Linked DNA regions of Homo sapiens: region 2 is linked to region 1. A link is an interaction called in ENCODE POLR2A ChIA-PET data of the cell type or tissue named here. Cell type or tissue: IMR-90. All regions are shown on one strand. Links, peaks and the distances in the headings refer to the core of each region. The heading gives the core; the rest is flanking DNA. Region 1 holds the start of LOC105373475 (a long non-coding RNA gene). Region 2 overlaps BPNT1 (3'(2'), 5'-bisphosphate nucleotidase 1).

Evidence for each region. Peaks named below come from ENCODE experiments on the same cell type or tissue, not always from the same donor. Only the 100,000 strongest peaks of a DNase experiment are listed, where the experiment ranks them.
Region 2: POLR2A ChIA-PET joins it to region 1 with 19 read pairs; 4 of 35 experiments call an interaction of 5 or more read pairs at or near these places.

The regions. Positions count from the first base shown.
Region 1 is chr1:220,105,549-220,115,146 of GRCh38, forward strand. IARS2 (isoleucyl-tRNA synthetase 2, mitochondrial) reads left to right here. Exons shown (of 23, transcript NM_018060.4): 9 at 343-512; 10 at 1,513-1,603; 11 at 5,238-5,389; 12 at 8,766-8,926. LOC105373475 (a long non-coding RNA gene) reads right to left here and starts at 7,044. Exons shown (of 2, transcript XR_922613.3): 1 at 6,893-7,044; 2 at 6,029-6,572. RefSeq lists an enhancer at 9,125-9,294. In IMR-90, for the core only: a CTCF peak has its summit at 7,777 (motif pointing right); no DNase peak of the experiment used is centred there.
Region 2 is chr1:220,048,746-220,061,636 of GRCh38, forward strand. BPNT1 (3'(2'), 5'-bisphosphate nucleotidase 1) reads right to left here. Exons shown (of 9, transcript NM_006085.6): 8 at 10,941-11,046; 9 at 8,737-10,247. The coding sequence ends at 10,099. Among named protein-coding and RNA genes, the nearest start is that of EPRS1, 8.7 kb to the left of the region's middle. RefSeq lists an enhancer at 11,047-11,216. In IMR-90, for the core only: no CTCF peak of the experiment used is centred there; no DNase peak of the experiment used is centred there.

The DNA.
Region 1 (9,598 bases), core at 1,137-9,136:
TCTTTCCGGAAAAAAATGAATTATTTCTTATCAATTACTTAGAGATCATTTTGGGAGGGTGGTGAGGGAGAATATTAAGTGGTAGATGCAGTAAGTATCAAAACACTTAAACTACATTAACTCTGTTTATTCTCACAGAAACCCTCTGAGGTGGGAACCATAATTATCTGCATTTTATAGATTATAGAAGGTCACAGAACAAGTTAAAGGGGAAGCTGGAATTTAAGCCTAGCCAGTATTGTTCTAGATTCTGCACATTTAACCTGATACTCTATTGCTAAGCTTAAGGAGATAGATTTGCCATATAAAATGATTCTTAATAGTGGTTTTCTTTCCCCACAGGTGTAGATTTGGAAAATGGTACTTGCAGTCATCCATTAATTCCTGATAAAGCCTCTCCTCTTTTACCTGCAAATCATGTGACCATGGCAAAAGGAACGGGATTGGTTCACACAGCCCCAGCTCATGGTATGGAAGACTACGGTGTAGCGTCTCAGCACAACCTGCCCATGGTACTGTTCCTCTTTTATCATTTTTAATTATTCATCTTAATAAAAGGAAATGATAAATTCTAACCAACATCTTCATTTTTTAAAAATGATGACTTTTGTCATCATAATTGTGAAATGCTCAGGTTTGTGTAGTACTCTAAAGTTTCATTAATTCGTACTAATTGAAAAAGATTTCCCAGAATTAATAGAAAATTAGCACTTTAGAATTGAAGAATATATATCATGGGGCACTTTTAAAATACTTTTTTTCTAGTATCAAGTCACATAGACAAATTACTTTTATTCCCTGAAAAAGCCTGTTTGTTTTAGCTAAACAGTCCTTTCTACATTTACTTTACATACTTCAGTTACTTAGCAAGTATTTCCGTTTAGTTAAAAGGTGAGTCAGAAAGGGAACAACTGTGTATATAGGCATAGATTTGGAAACAATAGAGACCACTCAAAGATGTTTTAATATATTTTGTTACTTTTGTTATTAAAGTTTATGGATATGCTTCAATAACACATTTTGGCTTTGGTGATTTAAATGTATAAAATTCACAAATTCCTATTTCCTTTTCTTTTCTTTTCTTTTTTTTTTTTTTTGAGAGGGAGTCTTGCTCTGTCGCCCAGGCTGGAGTGCAGTGGTGTGGTATGATCTCGGCTCACTGCAACCTCTACCTCCAGGGTTCAAGCGATTCTCCTGCCTCAGCCTCCCGAGTAGCTGGGACTACAGGTGCACACCACCATGCCTGGCTAATTTTTGTATTTTTAGTGGAAGTGGGTTTCACCATGTTGGCCAGGCTAGTCTCAAATTCCTGACCTCAAGTGATCTGCCCACCTCGACCTCCCAAAGTGCTGGGATTATAGGCCTGAGTGCCGCGCCCGGCCAAGTACCTAGAATTTCAATGTAGAAAAAGACCAGGCTATACTGAGATGTTTTTATATATATTGTTTTGCCAGATATTGTCATAAGAGAAAATGTCTTGATATTTTAATTGTTCAAAATGATACTTTATAGGATTGTCTAGTGGACGAAGATGGAGTTTTCACAGATGTTGCAGGTCCTGAACTTCAAAACAAGGCTGTCCTTGAAGAGGGAACTGATGTGGGTGAGCATCATATCTGTTGATATCATACATGTTTTCTGAAAAGTAGGTAGCAGTAACCTTTGCTACCTATTTTCCCTCCTTATACTTTAACAGAAACAAAAAAATAAATTATGTCTTGTTTTGCCATATGTTTTAAAATGGAGTTTGGGACTTTTTCATCTTTTGCTTTGAAGCTGCTTTATTTAAGCAAGTCAGGGCAGTCAACAGGGAGTGAAGTTATTTTAGGGCTATGGAGATAATAATCAGCAGTATTACTTTTGTGGAAGGATACAATCAAGATCAGGGCTGGATGTTGACTGTAAATTACACATTCCCTACTCACTTTTTAACCCTTGTAAATAACTGACCTATATGGCATGATTTATGTATTAGAATCTTGGGAATCCTCCAGCCTTGAATTGTCTTTCTGTCTTCCTTTACAGATTCAGAGACCAAGTGCTATGAAAACCTTTCTTTGCCCACACTAAGACTAAGGCTATTTAGACCTGATATATTACTTTTCTAGGGCTACTGTAAAAAATCACCGTAAACTTGGTAGTTTGAAACAACAGAAATTTATTCTCTCAAGTGCTGGAAGCTAGAAGTCTAAATTCATCGTACTGGCAGGACCATGTTTTCCTGAAGGTTTTATGGGAGAATCCTTACTTGCCTCTTTCTAGCTTTTGGTGGCTCCTGGAAATCCTTGGCATTCCTTGGTTTATAACTGCGTTACTCCACTCTCTGCCTGTCTTGTCACATGGCCTTCTTTAGATCTTACTTGTTTTTTCGAGACAATCTCACTTTCTCACTCAGGTTGATGTGCAGTGGCATGCTTTCAGCTCACTGCCACCTCTGTGTCCTGGGTTCAAGTGATTCTTGTGCCTTAGCCTCCTGAGCAGATGGGATTACAGGCATACACCACCACACCCAGCTAATTTTTTTTTTTTTGAGACACAGTCTCACTCTGTTGCCCAGGCTGGAGTGCAGTGGTGTGATCTCAGCTCACTGCAACCTCTGCCTCCTGGGTTCAAGCAATTCTCTTGCCTCAGCCTCCCAAGTAGCTGGGATTACAGGATACACACCACTACTCCTGGCTAATTTTTGTATTTTTAGTAGAGATGGGGTTTCACCATGTTGGCCAGGCTGGTCTTGAACTCCTGACCTCAGGTGATCTGCCCACCTTAGCCTCCCAAAGTGCTGGAATTACAGGCGTGAGCCCTCACTGTGTCAGGCCATAATTTTTTTATTTTTTATTTTATTTTTATTTTTTTTTTAAGACGGAGTCTCGCTCTGTTGCCCAGGCTGGAGTACAGTGGCACGATCTTGGCTCACTGCAAGCTCTGCCTCCTGGGTTCATGGGTTCTCCTGCCTCAGTCTCTCGAGTAGCTGGGACTACAGGCGCCTGCCACCATGCCCAGCTAATTTTTTGTATTTTTAGTAGAGATGGGGTTTCACCATATTAGCCAGGACGGTCTCGATCTCCTGACCTCGTGATCCACCTGCCTTGGCCTCCCAAAATGCTGGGTTTACAGGCATGAGCCACCGCACCCGGCCTATTTTTTATTTTTAATAGAGACAGGGTTTCACCATGTTGGCCAGGCTGGTCTCAAACTCCCAGCCCCAAGTGATCCACCTGCCTAGGCCTCCCAAAGTGTTGGGATTATAGGTGTGAGCCACCGTACCCAGCCACCTTCTTTAGGTCTTAAATGTCTCTCTGTGAATCCTCTTTTTTTTTTTTTTTTTTTTTTTTTTATTGGAGGGACTGGTTCTTTATTTCAAAAAGACACTTGTCAATATTCAGTATCAAAGCAGGTGGACTATTGATTTCTGTTTCTCCCAATCGGCCCCAAAGAGACTATATCAAAGGACAGTACGTTTTAAGCCAGTATGCTGCAGGATGTACACCTGACAGACTTTACAGAAACCTTATCGGAAAGTGGGGATTGGGTAGGGAAAGAAACTTTAAAAGATCAGCAAACTGCCAGCCCGGCCAGGCACGGTGGCTCACCCCTGTAATCCCAGCGCTTTGGGAGGCTGAAGCGGACATATCACGAGGTCAGGAGTTCGAGACCTGCCTGGCCAACATGGTGAAACCCTGTGTCTACTAAAAATACAAAAAATTAGCCAGGTGTGGTGGTAGGTGCCTGTAATCCCAGCTACTCTGGAGGGTGAGGCAGGAGAATCACTTGAACCTGGGAGGCAGAGGTTGCAGTGAGCTGAGACTGCACCACTGCACTCCATCCTGGGCAACAGAGCGAGAGTCCATCTCAAAAAAAAAAAAAAAATCTGCCAGCTCACAGACTGTAGAGGGCTGTCACAGTCAAACTGGGTGGCCAGGGTGCCACCCAAAGAAGCAAAGTTTCAAAATAATACAAAAATTTAAAAAAGTTTTGTACATAAGCTATTTAAGATTTCTCTAGCATTAACTGATATTAAGCACAATGAGATGGCACTTTTAGAGACAGCAGCTTCAAACCCAGAAAAGGGTAATGAGATGAGTTTCACATGGCTGAATCAGTGGCAAAAACATAATCTTCTTTCTATCCTCCTCTAAGAACACCAGTGCTCCCTAATGCAGTGTGACCTCATCTAAACTTGATTACATCTGCAGAGGCCTGATTCCCAAGTAAGGTCACATTCACTAGTGCTGGGGGTTAGATCTTCTTGGGGACACAGTTCAACCCACTACACCTGGTTTCCTCCAGATTACCTGGAGACCATTTTAAGATTCATGGCATGAAAGATTATGGATCTAAACTTCAAATGTAGAATTCTAGATATAATCTGTTCATCTTTTCTTTGACGTGAAAAGAGGTAGAAGTGGCATAATTTGGAGTCTGATTAAGATTTTACAGTCCGTGCTTTTTTTTGCCAGGAGAATCCCAGAGCACGCCTTTGATACCTGGAAGGTGACTACTCTTTTTTATTTTATTTTTTTTTGTGAGACAGAGTCTCGCTTTGTTGCCCAGGCTGGAGTGCAGTGGCACAATCTCGGTTCACTACAGCCTCCGCTTTAGCTTAGGTTCAAATGATTCTCCCACCTCAGCCTCCCAAGTAGCTGGGATTACAGGCTCACACCACTGTGCCCTGCTAATTTTTTTGTATTTTTAATAGAGATGGGGTTTCACCATGCAGGCCAGGCTGGTCTTGAATTCCTGACCTCAAGTGATCCTCTCGTCTCTGCCTCCCAAACTGTTGGGATTACAGGCGTGAGCAACCACGCCCAGCCAAGTTGACTACTCTTTTATTTTTTGAGACGGAGTCTCGCTCTGTCACCCAGGCTGGAGTGCAGTGGCACGATCTCGGCTCACTGCAACCTCTGCCTCCCAGGTTCAAGCGATTCTCCTGCCTCAGCCTCCTGAGTAGCTGGGATTATGGGCACACACCACCATGCCCGGCTGATTTTTGCATTTTTAGTAGAGACGAGGTTTCACCATGTTGGTCAGGCTGGTCTCGAACTCCTGACCTCGTGATTTGCCTGCCTCAGCCTCGCAAAGTGCTGGGATTACAGGTGTGAGCCACTGTGGCTGGCAAGGTGACTACTCTTATTGCCACCTGTTGCTGCAGATTTAGTATTTTCTGGAAGTTTAGAGCATTTTTAGGATTTTCACAGTACTTTTTAATTATGTCTAATTTGGTGTTTTTTTTTTTAAAGTTATAAAGATGCTTCAGACTGCAAAGAATTTGTTGAAAGAGGAGAAATTGGTGCATAGCTATCCGTATGACTGGAGGACCAAGAAACCTGTGGTTATTCGTGCCAGCAAGCAGTGGTTTATAAACATCACGGATATTAAGACTGCAGCCAAGGTATAAAAAGCATCCTGTTTTAACAGGTCGGGCATATCATTCCCTCAGTATAAAGGGGCTGCATGTGAGGTTGAGGTGGGGTTTCAGGAGTAATAGGGATTGCTGCTATTATGATTTAGTTTCATAACATTGTAGAATTTTAGATCTGGAAGGACCTTGGACTTCCATTTTTTCATTATACATGTGTGAGAAATGAGGCATAAAGAGGTTGAGTGATTTGTCCACATCACACTGTTAGTAGATAGACTTTCTTGCCCAGTGTAGTCAAAGTTGCATAGAATTTGGACAGAACTGTGTTACCTAGTTTAACCTCCCACTGCCTCTGTTTCCTCATCTATATAAAGTGGTAATAATGCGTATCTCATGGAGTAAGGAAATTCGAGTTTCCAGAATATGGTCTGATACATAATAAGCAGTCAGTAAAACTTTTTTAAACCCTTTGCTTCCTTAAGATTGAAATTACAATCAATTAAAAAAGTTACTGTTCTGCTTACAAAGGAAGCATATTAAAAAGAAAAACTAACAATATGAAAAATATACAAAGTTGTTGCTTTGGAGCTAACAAATACTTATAATTGGTATTTAAATACTTAATATATATTTGAGCCCTTTCATTTAATATGTATCTTTCTATATGGGTATATATATATATATATATATATGTGTGTGTGTGTGTGTGTGTGTGTGTAAACATCTCTCACAACTTGATTCTATTTAATGAAAGAGCTTAAATATATATGTGTTAACCAGGTTGAATATATAGATATTTTGCTTTACAGTTTGAAAGATACTACTGTATTTAGCTGGTTCATTTATTGGCCTGGCAATTTGGGGTCCTTGCCAAAGCTTTTTATAGCAGTTTATACTTTCTATACTTGTGTAATGTGGACAACTATAATATATAGTGCATTTTGGTTTTTTCTTCATTTAAAGCCTCTCTTCCTTATTTGTCAATGTTAAAATTTGTAAATTGCAGCTCTGCACCGATTTTTGGTTGTAGAACATCTAAGTCTGACGCAATATATTTAAGCCAAGTTTTTTTTTTAACTTTTTTGTAAAGTTAAAAATTGTTCTTTGTAGAAGTAGTGAGAATAGGATAATGTATTGTCGTATTCCCATCACTCAGTTTCAACAATAATCAACTTTTGGTTAATTTTGTTTTTATCTACACCCCTCCGACCACCTACTTTTTTTTTTTTTTTTTTTTTGAGACGGAGTCTCGCTCTGTCGCCCAGGTCGGACTGCGGACTGCAGTGGCGCAATCTCGGCTCACTGCAAGCTCCGCTTCCCGGGTTCACGCCATTCTCCTGCCTCAGCCTCCCGAGTAGCTGGGACTACAGGCGCCCGCCACCGCGCCCGGCTAATTTTTTGTATTTTTAGTAGAGACGGGGTTTCACCTTGTTAGCCAGGATGGTCTCGATCTCCTGACCTCATGATCCACCCGCCTCGGCCTCCCAAAGTGCTGGGATTACAGGCGTGAGCCACCGCGCCCGGCCCGACCACCTACTTTTTACCCCTTAACAATTGGATTATTTTAAAGCAAATTCCAGGCACTATTTCTTCCATATTATATATTGTCCCGGCGATATTTTAGCACATATATTTGAAAGATAAGCTCTTTTTTTTTTTTTTTTTTTTTGAAACAGGGTCTTGCTCTGTCACCCAGGCTGGAGTGCAGTGGTGTGATCTCAGCTCACTGCAACCTCCACCTCCTGGACTCAACCTATCCTCCCACGTCAGCCTCCTGAGTAACTGGGACTACAGGCCTGTGCCACCACATCTGGCTAATTTTTGTATTTTTTCTAGAGATAGGGTTTTGTCAAGTTGCCCCGGTTGGTGTCGAACTCCTGAGCTCAAGCAGTCTGCCTGCTTCGGCCTCTCAGAGTGCTGTAATTACAGGTGTCAGCCAAAGATAAACTCTGTATTTATTTATTTATTTTCTTGAGATGGAGTTTCACTCTTGTTGCCCAGGCTGGAGTGCAGTGATGTGATCTTGGCTCACAGCAGCCTCCACCTCCTGGGTTCAAGCAATTCCCTGCCTAAGCCTTCTGATTAGCTGGAATTATAGGCATGCACCACCATGCCCGGCTAATTTTTTTGTATTTTTGGTAGAGACGGAGTTTCTCCATGTTGGCCAGGCTGGTCTTGAACTCCTGAGCTCGGGTGATCCGCCCTCCTCAGCCTCCCAAAGTGCTGGGATTACAGACGTGAGCCACCATGCTCGGCCAAACTCTTTAAAGCATAATTCCCATGCCATTATCACCACCTTTAAAAAGTAATAGTTATTCCTTAGCAAAATCAAATATCTATTCAATATTCACATTTCTTAGACTTTTAAACCAAGTATGGTATTAATCAAATTGATTTGTAGAGATTTTGCCATTCTGCCAATAGGTGGTGCTACAGAGAGCTTTGTGGGAGGGGACTTCTGGTAGTTACGGTGAGTGAGGAAACCATTTAAACCTTCTTTGAAAATGTAAAAATGCTTTTATTAATGGATAGAAAGATTTTTTAAAATGAAGTTAACATTTTGACCTTTTTGGAGACTATTAGTAAACATTTTTGCTATACAGTTAATCTTTTGCTAGTTGACAAATTAAATCAAATGGTAGCAGTTTTCAACCTTATTTTGGGAATGGAGGAAGGGAGCTTTCTTGAGAGGAAGTAACTGTTAGCCATTTGTCGATAGATATATATATATAGAGAGAGAGAGAGATTTATTTTAGAGACAGGCTCTTGCTCTGTCGCCCAGGTTGGAGTGCACTGCCATGCTCATAGCTCACTGCAACCTTGAACTCTTGGGCTCAAGTGATCCTCCCACCTCAGCCTACCAAAATGCTGGGATTACAGGTTTGAACCACATACTTGGGCTTATTTTGAGAAAGTGTTTTCTGTGTTGTAAACTATATTATGTAAAATTAGGTATATCGCAATCTTTTTTTGGCAGTCTACGATAGTAATTTATTTTTTAAGCATTTTAAAAAATGGTGGAAATCAAGTTTGAATTGATTTTAACTATAGTTTAGTGAAGTATAATAGTTCTATGAAAGCTTTTATTACCAGTTTTGATCTAGGGTTGGTGTAAATTAGAAATTGGTATGAAATCTTTTGTAACATTGTTAAAAAATGCAACAATGCTCCTGATATTATCACTGCTCCCGATATTATTTATTAAGTTCTTCGCGGCTCCATTTTTACTTTGCCTTATTTGCTCTGAAATCTTTTAGTTCTTTAGTTGTTTTTTTGAGGGGAGGGTAAGGGAGGTATGTGAATGGCTACAAACATCCAAAAGAAACAAATGCATTTGGAAAATTGACTGTTCTAGAATACTTGTTCTGCTTTCTCTCACAAGACTTGATTTATGAATTAATTGCAGGAATTGTTAAAAAAGGTGAAATTTATTCCTGGATCAGCACTGAATGGCATGGTTGAAATGATGGACAGGCGGCCATATTGGTGTATATCAAGGCAAAGAGTTTGGGGTGTTCCAATTCCTGTGTTTCATCATAAGACCAAGGATGAATACTTGATCAACAGGTAGAATGCTTTCTAAAATTTTTTAGTGTTTTAAAGTGAAATATTTTTTCTTCAAAAATTGAAAAATAATGTGGATGATTAAGAACCGTTTATATATGTTAAATAAAATATGCTAAAATAGTCTTTTGGGGGACTAAAATATAAGTTCAAAACAATTCTATCATACAGTTAAAATATTAACTAGATTTTCTTAAATATTGATACTTAGAAGTAAAGTCTCTGACTTTTTTTCTATGAGAATTTATTGGGCTGTATTAAGGTATCATGGATCCAAAGATGGACAGTGTTTAGCAGGGGAGCCTGAAATGTATTTTTTCTAAAGGAATGAAGAGAATCACTCTCACATTCTGAGTCTGCTTTCCTTTTCAGTGGAAATGGGATTATGTAATTGTGTAGATACTTAAAATTTAAGAAATTGTAGTTAAATGCACATGATTACACTGATGATTATATTCCCAGTTTTTCCCTTTTTTTTTTTTTGAGTTGGAAAGGTAATAGATGGACATAGTGAACAATTCATAGTAGAAAAGCTTGTACACTGAAAAGTAGGCTTTTTCCTACTCCAGGTATCCAGAACCTTTTTTTGAGGCAGTCATTGTTTACAGCTGTTTCTGAATCTTTCCAGAAAAAATGAATTCTTCTGTCAGCACATACATATGTTTATACAAAAGA
Region 2 (12,891 bases), core at 2,463-10,462, 55 kb before region 1:
AATCCCAGCACTTGGGAGGCCGAGGTGGGTGGATCACCTAAGTAGAGGACTTCGAGACCAGCCTGATCAACATGGTGAAACCCTGTCTCTACTAAAAATACAAAATTAGCTGGGCGTGGTGGTGCATGCCTGTAATCCCAGCTACTCAGGAGGCTGAGGCAGGAGAATCGCATGAACCTGGGAGCTGGAGGTTGCAGTGAGCAGAGATCATGCCACTGTACTCCAGCCCGGGGCAACAAGAGCAAAAAGTCCGTCTCAAAAAAAAAAATGTTAAAGAATAGTGTCTGTAAGCCAGGTGTAATGGCTCATACCTGTAATCCCAACACTTTGGGAGGCTGAGGTAGGCAGAACACCTGAGGTCCGGAGTTCGAGACTAGCCTGGTGAATATGGTGAAACCGCGTCATTTTACTAAAAATACAAAATTAGCCTGGAGTAGTGGTGCATGCCTGTAGTCCCAGCTACTTGGCAGTCTGAGGCAGGAGAATCACTGGAACCCAGGAGGCAGAGGTTGCAGTGAGCCTAGATGGCACCATTGCACTCCAGCCTGGGCAATAAGAGCAAAACTTTGTCTCAAAAAAAAAAAAAAAAGAATAGTGTCTGCTAGGTTGGCTGCAATGGCTCTTGCTGGTAATGTCAGCACTTTGGCAGGCCCAGATGGGAGGATCACCTGAGACCAGGAGTTTGAAGGTACAGTGAGCTATGATCGCGCCACCGCACTATAGCCTGGATGACAGAACAAGACCCTTTCCCTGAAAATAAAAATAAAAAAAGAATAGTGTTTGCCGCTGGTTTCTTATATATTCTTAGGTTAACAGGGTTTTTTTTTTTCTTTTTGAGACAGAGTTTCGCTCTCGTTGCCCAGGCTAGAGTGCAACGGCATGATATTGGCTCACTGTAGCCTCCGACACCTGGGTTCAAGTGATTCTCCTGCCTCAGCCTCCAAAGTAGCTGGGATTACAGGCACCTGCCACCACGCCCAGCTAATTTTTGTATTTTTAGCAGAGATGGGGTTTCATCATGTTGGCTAGGCTTATCTCGAACTCCTGACCTGAGGTGGTCTGCCCGCCTCGGCCTCCAAAGTGCTGGGATTACAGGCCTGAGCCACCGTGCCCAGCCCTGGATTCTTTTTAAAATCAAGAATGGGTATTGGATTTTCACTCCTTATTATTGTGTACATAAACAGGAGATACAGAGATGAAAGGTGAAGTCCCTGTCCTCAAGAAGCCTTTTTTTTTTTTTTGAGATAGAGTCTCATTTTGTTGCCCAGGCTAGAGTGCACTGGCATGATCTGGGCTCACTGCAACCTCCGCCTCCCTGGTTCAAGCAATTCTCTTGCCTTTGCCTCCTGAGTAGCTGGGATTACAGGTGTGTGCCACCATGCCCAGCTAATTTTTGTATTTTTAGTAGAGACGGGATTTCACCATGTTGCCCAGGCTGGTCTCAAACTCCCAACCTCAGGTGTTCTACCTGCCTCAGCCTCCCAAAGTGCTGGGATTCTGTGCTGGGATTACAGGTGTGAACCACCACGCCCAAACTTTTTTTTTTTTTTTTTTAGACAGAGCAGGCTGTAGTCCAGTGGCACGATTATAGCTCACTGCAGTCTCAATCTCCTGGGCTCAAGCGATCTTCCCACCTCAGCCCCCCAAGTAGCTAGAACTACAGGCATGCTCACCATGCCTAGCTAATTTTTTATTTTCTGTAGGTATGGGGTCTGTGTTGCCCAGGTTGGTCTTGAACTCCTGGACTCAAGCAATACTCCTCCCTCAACTGCTCAAAGTAGTGGGATTACAGGCATGAGCCACCGTGCCTGACCAAGAAGGCTACAGACTTTGGGAGGCCGAGGTGGGTGGATCACCTGAGGTTGGGAGTTGGAGACCAGCCTGGCCAACATGGTGAAATCCTGTCTCTACTAAAAATAGAAAAATTAGCCTGGCGGGCATGGTGGCACACACCTGTAATTCCAGCTACTGGGGAGGCTGAGGCAGGAGAATCGCTTGAACTCAGGAGGTGGAGGTTGCAGTGAGCTGAGATTGCGCCACTGCACTCCAGCCTGGGCAACAGAGCAAGACTGTGTCTAAAAAACAAAACAAAACAAAACAAAAACACAAGGTAAATAAAAATTGCTACACAGTGAGATATATGTAGCAATAGAAATATGTTCATATTAAAAACATTTTGGGGCCGGGGTGCAGTAACTCACACCTGTAATCCCAGCACTTTGGAAGGCTGAGGCGGGTGGGTCACTTGAGGTCAGGAGTTTGAGACCAGCCTGGCTAATATGGTGAAACCCCATCTCTACAAAAAATACAAAAATTAGCTGGGCTTGGTGGCACATGCCTGTAATCCCAGCTACTCTGGAGGCTGAGGCAGGAGAATTGCTTGAGCCCAGGAGGCAGAGGTTGCAGTGAGCCGATATCGCATCACTACACTCCAGCCTGGGTGACAGAGTGAGATGTGAGACTCTGTCTAAAAAAAAAAAAAAATTGAAATGAGAGTAAAAATAATAAACTTTGCAGAAAGTACAAAGATAGCTCAGAAGATGGAAGATGATTATCCATGTTGAGTGAGGAAGGAAAGACAGAATGGTAAAGGAAAGCTTTGGCTAAAAGATGGCATATTTGGCTGGGCACAGTAATATACCTGTAATCCTGTATGCCTGTAATTACACCTGTAATCCTAGCACTGTGGGAAACCGAGGTGGGAGGATCACTTGAGGCCAGAAGTTTGAGATCAGCCTAGGTAACATAGCAAGGCCCTGTCTCCACAAAGAAAAAAAAAAAATTAGTTGGGTGTGGTGGTTTATGCCTGTAGTCCCAGCTACGTGGGAGATTGAGGCAGGAGGGTCACTTGAGTCCACTTGAGGAGTTTAAGGTTGCAGTGAGCTATGATCATGCCATTGTATTCAATCCTTGGCAACAGAGCAAGACCCTGTCCCCCCCCTCAAAAAAAGTATATTTAAGGAGTGGGGGAAAAAAGGGGGTAAAAGAAGAATATGAGCTAAAACCTGAAGTCATGAAGCTGTGTGTACTTGGAAAACTCTGACCAGTTCGTTATTGCCAGAATATAAAATCTTTTGGAAGTAAGGGACTAAAAGGCTGGAATGTAGGCAGACTAAATTAGGAAGAGTTCTATATATCATGCTGAGGAGCAAGATTTTATCTTATGATAGAAAGTCGGTGAAAAGTTTTAGGCAGGAGCAGGAGATGTGATTAGGATCATATTTTACAAGGATGACTTCGACAATAATATAGGAGATGACTTGGAGTGCGCAGAACTGGCATTAGGGAAACCAGTTAAGATGTTATTACAACAGTCCATATGAGAGAAAATAAAAGATGATGGCCTGAACTAAGGCAGTGGAATAAGATCTGAGAATAGAGAACAAGTTTCAGATATATTTAGGAGGTAAAATCAGTAATGACAGACGAGATGTTTGGGGAGGTGATGGTGAAAGAAGCAATTTTTTAATTTTTTTTCTTTTTGATACAGTCTCCCTCTGTCACCCAGGCTGAAGTGCAGAGGCACAATCTCAGCTCGCTGCAACCTCCACCTCCCAGGTTCAAGCACTTCTCATCCCTCAGCCTCCCAAGTAGCTGGGAGTACAGGCGTGTGCCACCACATCCAGCTAATTTTTCTGTATTTTTGGTAGAGATGGGGTTTCGCCATGTTGGCCAAGCTGGTCTCAAACTCTTGGCCTCAAGTGATCTGCCATCCTCAGCCTCCCAAATTGCTGGGATTACACTGCACCCGGCCGAGAAGCAAATTTGCCTAGGTTTATTCCTAGATTTCAGCTGGATAAATGGGTGGATGGTTATGTCATTATCAAAGGAGGGAAGACAAGAGAGGAAACAGAGTTGGCAAATTATTTGGTTCTAGACTGATTTTTTGAGATGTCTGTAAGATATGTAGGTGAAAATATCCTTTACAAATTGCAGATTTGTATAATATTTGTATTATATTTGTATAATTTGTATAATATATAATTTGTATATATTTGTATAATATTTGTAATATATTTGTATAATAATATAATAAAATCTGGGGCTCAGTTGAAATGTTTTGCTGAAGGTGTGAGTAGTTATTAAAATGGATGAGATAAGCCTGGAGAAGAAGATACAGAGCTATGCTATACAGTGTGGTAGGCACTAGACACATACGACCATTTTCTTTTTTCTTTTTCTTTTTTTTTGAGATGGAGTCTCACTCTGTCGCCCAGGCTGGAGTGCAGTGGCGCAATCCCAGCACACTGCAACCTCCGCCTCCCGGGTTCAAGCGATTCTCCTGCCTCAGCCTTCTTAGTAGCTGGGATTAAAGGCACATAGCACCACGCCCAGCTAATTTTTGTATTTTAGTAGAGACAGGATTTCACCATGTTGGCCAGGCTGGTCTTGAACTCCTGACCTCAGGTGATCCACCTGCCTTGGCCTCCCAAAGTGCTGGGATTACAGGCGTGAGCCACCATGCCTGGCCTCATTTTATTTTTTCTAACAGCGTCATTGAGATATAATTCACATACCATAAAATTCACCTATTTAAAGTGTATAATTCAGAGTTCAATCATCACCACAATTACTTCTAGAACATTTTATCATCCCCTAAAGAAACTTTGTACCCTTTGGCAGTCACTTCCCATTTCCCCTCAATCCTTGAAATATTTTTTAAAAATGTTTAAGGATGTAGATGACTTGACCCCTACCTGCATCCCCAATCTCATTTCTTTTTTATAATTTTTAATACCCAAGTTCTGCCTCAGGATCTATCCCAACCTCATTTTATAACACTCTGCCCCTTGTTCATTTTACTTCAGCCACTGTGGCTTCCTTTAAGTTCTTTTTCTTTGTCTTCTCAGAGATGTTGTTTGCTTGCTATATACACTAGAAATCTCAGCTCTTAGTGTGCCTGACCAGACATCATCTCCACGGAAAACATACTCCTATTTTTATGTACAGAAGATCCTCTTTCAACCCTCCAACCCTACCCCAGTTGCTTTCTAGCTCATCTTCCTGATTTCATTTATAGCATTTACCACAATCTAAAATTTTATTTACTTATTATCTGTCTTGTTTCACAAGAACACATGCTCAACAAAGGAACAGACTTATGGTCACTGTTACATCCACTGTTGAATGTTCAGTACCTGGCTGGGCAAGGTGGATCACACCTGTAATCCCAGCACTTTGGGAGGCCGAGGCGGGTGGATCACCTGAGGTCAGGAGTTCGAGACCAGCCTGGCCAACATGGTGAAACCCCAACTCTACTAAAAATTCAAAAAATTAGCCAGGCGTTGTGGCGGGCACCTGTAATCCCAGCTACTTGGGAGGCTGAGGCAGGAGAATCGCTTGAACCTGGGAGGCAGAAGTTGCAGTGAGCCTGGGCAACAAGAATGAAACTCTGTCTCAAAAAAAAAAAAAAGAAAGAATGTTCAGTACCTATGTTCAGTGCCTAACACATAGTAGGTGCTCAATAAATATTTGTTCAATGAATGGAGGCCATGCTAAGAGAAAAGATAGTGTTTTAGGGGAACTTTAAATGGTTGAGCATGGCTACAGTATAGGTTAGGGTCAGAGTTGATGCTGGAGAAGGAAGAAGCCATTAAGAGCTTCATATATCATTATAAGGAGTTTGCATTTTATCCTGAAGGCAAAGGAAAGCCATAAAATATTTTGAGTAAGGGGAATGGCATTACATTTGATTTTAAAAAATCACTTTGGGCCCGGTGTGGTAACTCACGCTTGTAAAATCACAGCGTTTTGGGAAGCTGAGGTGGGCGAATCCCTTGAGACCAGGATTTTGAGACCAGCTTGTGCAACATGGTGAAACCCCATCTCTACAAAAAATATACAAAAATGAGTCAGGCGTTTTTTTTTTTTTTTTTTTTTTGAGATGGAGTCTTTCTTTGTCACCCAGGTTGGAGTGCAGTGGCATGATCTTGGCTCACTGCAACCTCCATCTCCTGGGTTCATGCAATTCTCCTGCCTCAGCCTCCCAAGTAGCTGGGATTACAGGCATGTGCCACCATGCCTGGCTAATTTTTGTATTTTTAGGAGAGACAGGGTTTCACCATATTGGTCAGGCTGGTCTTGAACTCCTGACCTCAAGTGATCCACCCACCTCAGCCTCCCAAAGTGCTGGGATTACAGGCGTGAGACACCACGCCCGGCTTAGCCAGGCGTTACTGTGCAAACCTGTAGTCTCAGCTACTTGGGGGGGCTGAGGCAGGAGAATTGCTTAAGCCCAGGAGGTCAAGGCTGCAGTGAGCTATAAGCACACCACTGCACTCCAGCCTGGGTGACAGAGCGAGACCCTGTCTCAAAAACAAAACAAAACAAAAAAATCACTCTGGAGATGACGTGATAAATGGATGAGAGAGAGATAGATGGGTTACAGTGTAGGCAGAAAGATTAGTCAAGACACTGCAGGGATCTAGGGAAGAAATAACGGGGTATAAGGGTATAAACTAATGTAATTAATGTAGAGTCAAGAGTAATGGAGAGAGGATTTAGACTCCTACATATCTCACTTACATAAATTGGGTTTTCGTATAGGAACCTGAAGAAAATACCTTCAAAGTTATTTTCGGCCGGGTGTGGTGGCTCACACCTGTAATCCCAGCACTTTGGGAGGCTGAGGAAGGTGGATCACCTGAGGTCAGGAGTTCAAGACCAGCCTGGCCAACATGGTGAAACCCCTGTCTCTACTAAAGATACAAAAAATTAGCCAGGTGTGGTGGTGTGCCCCTGCTACTCGGGAGGCTGAAGCAGGAGAACCACTTGAACCCGGGAGGCAGAGGTTGTAGTGAGCTGAAATCATGCCATTGCACTCCAGCCTGGGTGACAGAGTGAGACTCCATCTCAAAAAAAAAAAAAAAAAAAAAAAAGTTATTATCTTAGGGCTGGGCGCAGTGGCTCACACCTATAATCCCAACACTTTGGGAGGCCAAGGCAGGCGGATCACCTGAGGTCAGGAGTTCGAGACCAGCCTGGCCAACATGGTGAAACCCCATCTTTACTAAAAATACAAAAATTACCTGGGCGTGGTGGCACATGCCTGTAATCCCAGCTACTCAGGAGGCTGAGGCAGGAGAATCGCTTGAACCCGTGAGGCGGAGGCTGCAGTGAGCCAAGATTGCGCCCCTGCACTCCAGCCTGGCGACAGAGCGAGACTCCGTCTCAAGAAATATATAAATAAATAAAAATAAAGTTATTCTCTTGTTACACTTAGATTTTTTAAAAATTAGGTTTAGTCCACTATTTACAGATAGAGAACTCCATTCGTAGAGGGAAGCAGGTGGATTCAGGTGATGATTTTCTAACTTGGCCAATTATCAAGATCACCTCATGGGTTTGTAAAATAATTTCTGGAGGGGTCGGGGCAAGAGTGAAGAACTGTTTAGACATAATCATTCAGACATCTCTGTAAGGCATCTAGGTAGGTTTTGGGGTATATAGATCTAGAGTTTGAGAGTTCTAAGCTAAAGATTTTGGATTAATGAGCAAAAGCGCCACAAAAGTCACACAGGTGGATTAGATCCTCTGGTGAGAAAGGAGAGAAAGCATAGTCCAGGTGCAGTGGCTCACACCTATAATCCCAGCACATTGGGAGACAGAGGCAGGAGGATTGCTTGAGGCTAGGAGTTCAAGACCAGCCTGGGCTGTATAGCAAGACCCCATCTCTACCAAAAAAAGAAAAAAAAGAAAGGAGAGAGACTAGAACAGAATCTTGGTAAACAGTGACATTTAAGGGAAGGAAGACAAAGAGAAAGCAATAAAGGAGACTGAGTAGGAGTGGCTAGGTGAAAAAAGAAAGCCAGGACAATGAGAAGAGACTTACAGGAGGGAGGGCTCAAAGGTGTCAAGACCACAGAGACCTCTTCCTGCTAGATTATGACACTTCTATAAAATAATACTATATTACCTTATCTAGTGAGTCCTAGAGTTAAATGATTATCAGTCCCTGAATTTCTTAAAATATACAGAAGCAGGCTGAGCGTGGTGGCTCACATTTGTAATCCCAGGACTTTGGGAGGCCAAGGTGGGCAGATTATGAGGTCAGAAGATCGAGACCATCCTGGCTAACACAGCGAAACCCCGTCTCTACTAAAAATACAAAAAATTAGCCAGGGGTGGTGGCATGTGCCTGTAGTCCCAGCTACTCAGGAGGCTGAGGCAGGAGAATCGCTTGAGCCCGGGAGGTGGAGGTTGCAGTGAGCCGAGATTGCACCACTGCACTCTGGCCTGGGTGACAGAGAGTGACTCTGTCTCAAAATAAATAAATAAATAAGTAAATAAACACACACACACACACACACACACACACACACACACAAGCAAAATCGTTGGGATAAACCCTGTGAATTTTTATTTTTATTGTTTGAGACAGAGTCTCGCTTTGTTGCCCAGGCTGGAGTGCAGTGGCACGATCTCAGCTCACTGCAACCTCTGCCTCCCAGGTTCAAGTGATCCTCCTGCCTCAGCCCCCTGGTAGCTGGGATTACAGGCACACACCACCATGCCCGGCTAATTTTCGTATTTTTAGGAGAGACAGGGTTTCGCCATGTTGGCCAGGCTGGTCTCGAACTCCTGACCTCAGGCGATCCACCCGCCTCGGCCTCCCAAAGTGCTGTGATTACAGGCATGAGCCACTGCGCCTGGCCTGTGAATCTGCATTTTAAAAGAATCTTCCTAGGTGATTCTGATATGCAGTTGAGTTTGGGAACTGTTAATTTAAACCACTTGTTGATTTGAAAACAGATAATTTTAATTAAAAGCAATGGACAGAGACCTAAAAATAAAAATCTAGGTATATTAGCAGAATAATTTTAATAGTTTATGTTATAATCTCTCATTGGAAGGAATAGAAGCAAGTACTTAGCTTTCCACAATTAAGCCTTATAATGATGCCACAAGAATAAACTAATCCCCAAAGTCGAGAATGTATAATTTTCAAACACTTTTTTAAAAAGCTGGTGAATAACAAAGAGCTAGGATTAAATAATTTATTTAAAAAAAACTTTTCTCATAAATCTGTTTCATAAGCATATATAATAACATCATATATATTCTTAATTGGAGTAGAAACGTTTTTAAAATTACTGTGAAAAACAAGAGTGAGATTCCAGAAAAAATTGTGCCCTAAAGAAATCTGGTTTAGGCCAGGTGCGGTGGCTCACACCTGTAATCCCAGCACTTTGGGAGTCCGAGGCAGACAGATCACGATGTCAGGAGATCAAGACCATCCTGGCTAACACGGTGAAACACCTTCTCTACTAAAAATACAAAAAATTAGCCAGGCGTGGTGGCGGTGCCTGCAGTCCCAGCTACTCGGGAGGCTGAGGCAGGAGAATGGCATGAACCCGGGAGGCGGAGCTTGCAGTGAGCCGAGATCACGCCACTACATTCTAGCCTAGGCTACAGAGCGAGACTCCGTCTCAGGAAAAAAAAAGAGAAATCTGGTTTAGAAGATAGGAATGTTCATTGAACATTGACCTGAACTGTCAATTGGAACTAAAGCTTTTTCTCATTTCTCCACCTAAATACAGGAAAACAAATATAACATATTGAGTTTATAAGTTCTCCAGACGTCAAAATTGGTCTGGTTGATTAATCAAGTTAAATTATTTAATTCTATTTTCTATTCCTAAATATAATAACTAAATATAAATCACTGCTCAACAATGAATAAAGGTGGAACTCTAATTCTACCCAATTAATCTTAAAATGTATTATTTTGAGAACCAAGTCTTTCTCCTAGCTAAGTAAATGAAACTTTAAGTACTTTTTGGGTTTTTGTTTTTTTTTTTTCTGAGACAGGGCTTAACTCCTGTCACTCAGGCTGGAGTGCAGTGGCACGATCTCAGCTCACTGCAACCTCTGCCTTCCGGGCTCAAGAGATTCTTCTGCTTCAGCCTCTCAAGTAGCTGGGATGACAGGCGCATGACAGGATGCCCAGTTAATTTGTATTTTTGTAGAGATGGGGTCTCACGATATTGCCCAGGCTGGTCTCAAACTCCTGAGCTCAAGTGATCCACCTGCCTCGGCCTCCCAAAGTGCTGGGATTACAGGCATGAGCCACCGCGCCCGGCCAAATGAAACTTTCCTTTAAGGAACAAGTGCATTTTTAATAGATTCTGGAACTCGGCTTGCATAGTAGTCATAATTCCTCAGTGTGGCCAGGACTCCTGCAGAGTTCATATGCTTCACATCCTTGTGGTACTGAAGAACATTCCCATGGATATCGGTTAACTTGCCTATAGAAAAACATCAATCAATCAATCAAGTTAGTGGCTAATTGGATTGTGGTTTTTCTAGTTATTTTTAAGTGCCTTTTGCTTCCTTATCCAATAGTAGCCAATAAATTCTGGATGAAATAATGAGTGTCCATAAAGGTTAAGTTTTAATTCACTTGAAATTTAAGACTACAGAACAATTTTAACTAACTAAAGGATATAAAATTATTTTTTCTCTGATTAATATTAATTTTATTTAGCATTTTCTTTTCTTTTTTTTTTTTTTTTTTTTTTTTGAGATGGAGTCTTGCCCAGGCTGGAGTGCAATGGCACAATCTCAGTTACTACAACCTCGGTTCACTACAAGCCCAGGAGTTCAAGGGTGCAGTGAGCCATGATTGCACCACTGCATTCCAGCCTAGACAATAGCGACCCTGTGTCAAAAAAAAAAAAAGGCTATAAATAAGGGCTAAATTAAATTAACTGTATGCAGATCAAAGTTCAAAAAAAGAGACGATAACTAAAGTAAAACTTGCTGAAAATCTGCTCTCTCATCCATCTATCATATGAGGGGTTTGGACTGGATAATCTCTAAGCTGCCTTCTAGCTTTTATATCGTAACAGTCTAAGTAAAATAATATTACTGAGATATTATGTCTTAGCATGATATAATTGTAGAAAAACTATGAATTTCCTCAAATAAAACAGACTAACCTCCCACAGCATGTAAAATAACTTCTGGAGCACAAGTATCCCACTTCTTACAACCAGGACTTGCAAATACATAAGCAGAGGCTTTGCCTTCAATCAGCTGAATAATCTGTAAGGGTAAAAATAAGAATTATCCTTTGATAATAGAAAGAATAATTGAAAGTCATGAAAAGATTGAGGTACAGATAAGAAAAACTGCTTGTTTCTATCAAGGACATTTAATCAGTTCCTCTGTTAAATTTAGTTAAAGCTTTTAGCAGGTTTAAATTATACCAGTATTATGAAGAAATACATAGAATAAATGCATAATAATATAGTGATATGAAGGAAAAATAATGGTCAAAAAAGCTACAAAGAGGATATCTGAACTGTCTCCATATTCCAAGTTACATAAAGTAACATGTTCCTTTTATTCACGTTGTTTTTCTTTTTTAGTGTAAAAGCAATATACATTTACAGCAGAATTAATTCAAGTTTTTTCAACATCTAAAAAATTGACCATTTATTAGAGGGCTGCGCATGGTGGCTCACTCCTGTAATGCCAGCACTTTGGGAGGCTGAGACAGGTGGATCACTTGCAGCCAGGAGTTTGAGACCAGCGTGGCCAACATAGCAAAACCCATCTCTACTAAAAATACAAAAAATTAGCTGGGTGTTGTGTTGCATGTCTGTAATCCTAGCTACTTGGGAGGCTGAGGCACGAGAATCGTTTGAACCTGGGAGGTGGAGGTTGTAGTGAGCCAAGACTGCACCACTTCACTCCAGCCTGGGCGACAGAGCGAGACTCTGTCTCAAACAAACAAAAGCACTCCCCTCAAAAAAAAACCCTGACCATTATTAAATAAAGGACAGAGAAGTATCAAGCAGTACCATAATGTATAAATTGTAATAGATCCTAACAGATGTGCAATGTGACTAGTCTAACAAATACTTTCATAAGTCTTGGGATCACACGTATTGCCATTTCACTACCAAAATACAAACTTTTTTTTTTAAAAATATTTGAAGAGATTTATTCTAAGCCCAATATGAGTGACCATGGCCCATGACACAGCCCTCAGGAAGTCCTGAGAACATGTGCCCAAGGCAGTGGGGAGCAGCTTGGTTGTATGTATTTTAGAGAGGCATGAGACATCAATCAAATACATTTAAGAAATACATTGATTTGGTCCAGAAAGGTGGAACAACTCAAAGCGGTGGGGGCGGGGAGGCTTCCAGGATATAGGTGAATTTAAGTATTTTCTGATTGACAATTGATTGGGTTTGTCTAAAGACCTGGGATCTATAGAAAGAGAATGTTCAGATTAAGATAAAGATTGTTGAGACCAAAATTCCTTTGAAGTCTTATAGTGGCTGTCCTTAGATACAATAGGTGACAAATGTTTCCTAATCAGATTTTAGTTAATCTGTTTAGGATTTGGAGGGTCTGAAAGAAAAAGAGCTAGCTATGTTAATAGAGATGCTTTACAGATGCAGATTTTTCCCCACAAAGAACAGCTTTGCAGCGCCACAAAATACAAACTTTTATAGAGTCATCCTAACAATTCCTCTAATACTGACACACAACTGAGATCACTGCTAGAACTTGCATGACTCTAAATGGTAACCTGCTATCAAACTTTCATTAGTCAATTGACTTTTTTTGGTTATAGTGTAAAATAATTATTATTATAAAACTCAGACTCTTCTAGAAATACAAAAATTAGCCAGGTGTGGTGGCAGGCGCCTGTAATCCCAGCTACTCAGGAAGCTGAGGCAGGAGAATCGCTTGAACCCGGGAGGTGGAGGTTGCAGTGAGCCGAGATTGTGCCATTGCACTCCAGCCTGGGCAACAGAGTAAGACTCCGTCTCAAAAAAAAAAAAAAAACAAAAAACTATTCAGAAGATACATAAGTAGGACCAGAGTGATAGGCTGTGAGGAAGGAAGGAGTCTAGGATGACTTTCAGGTGTTTG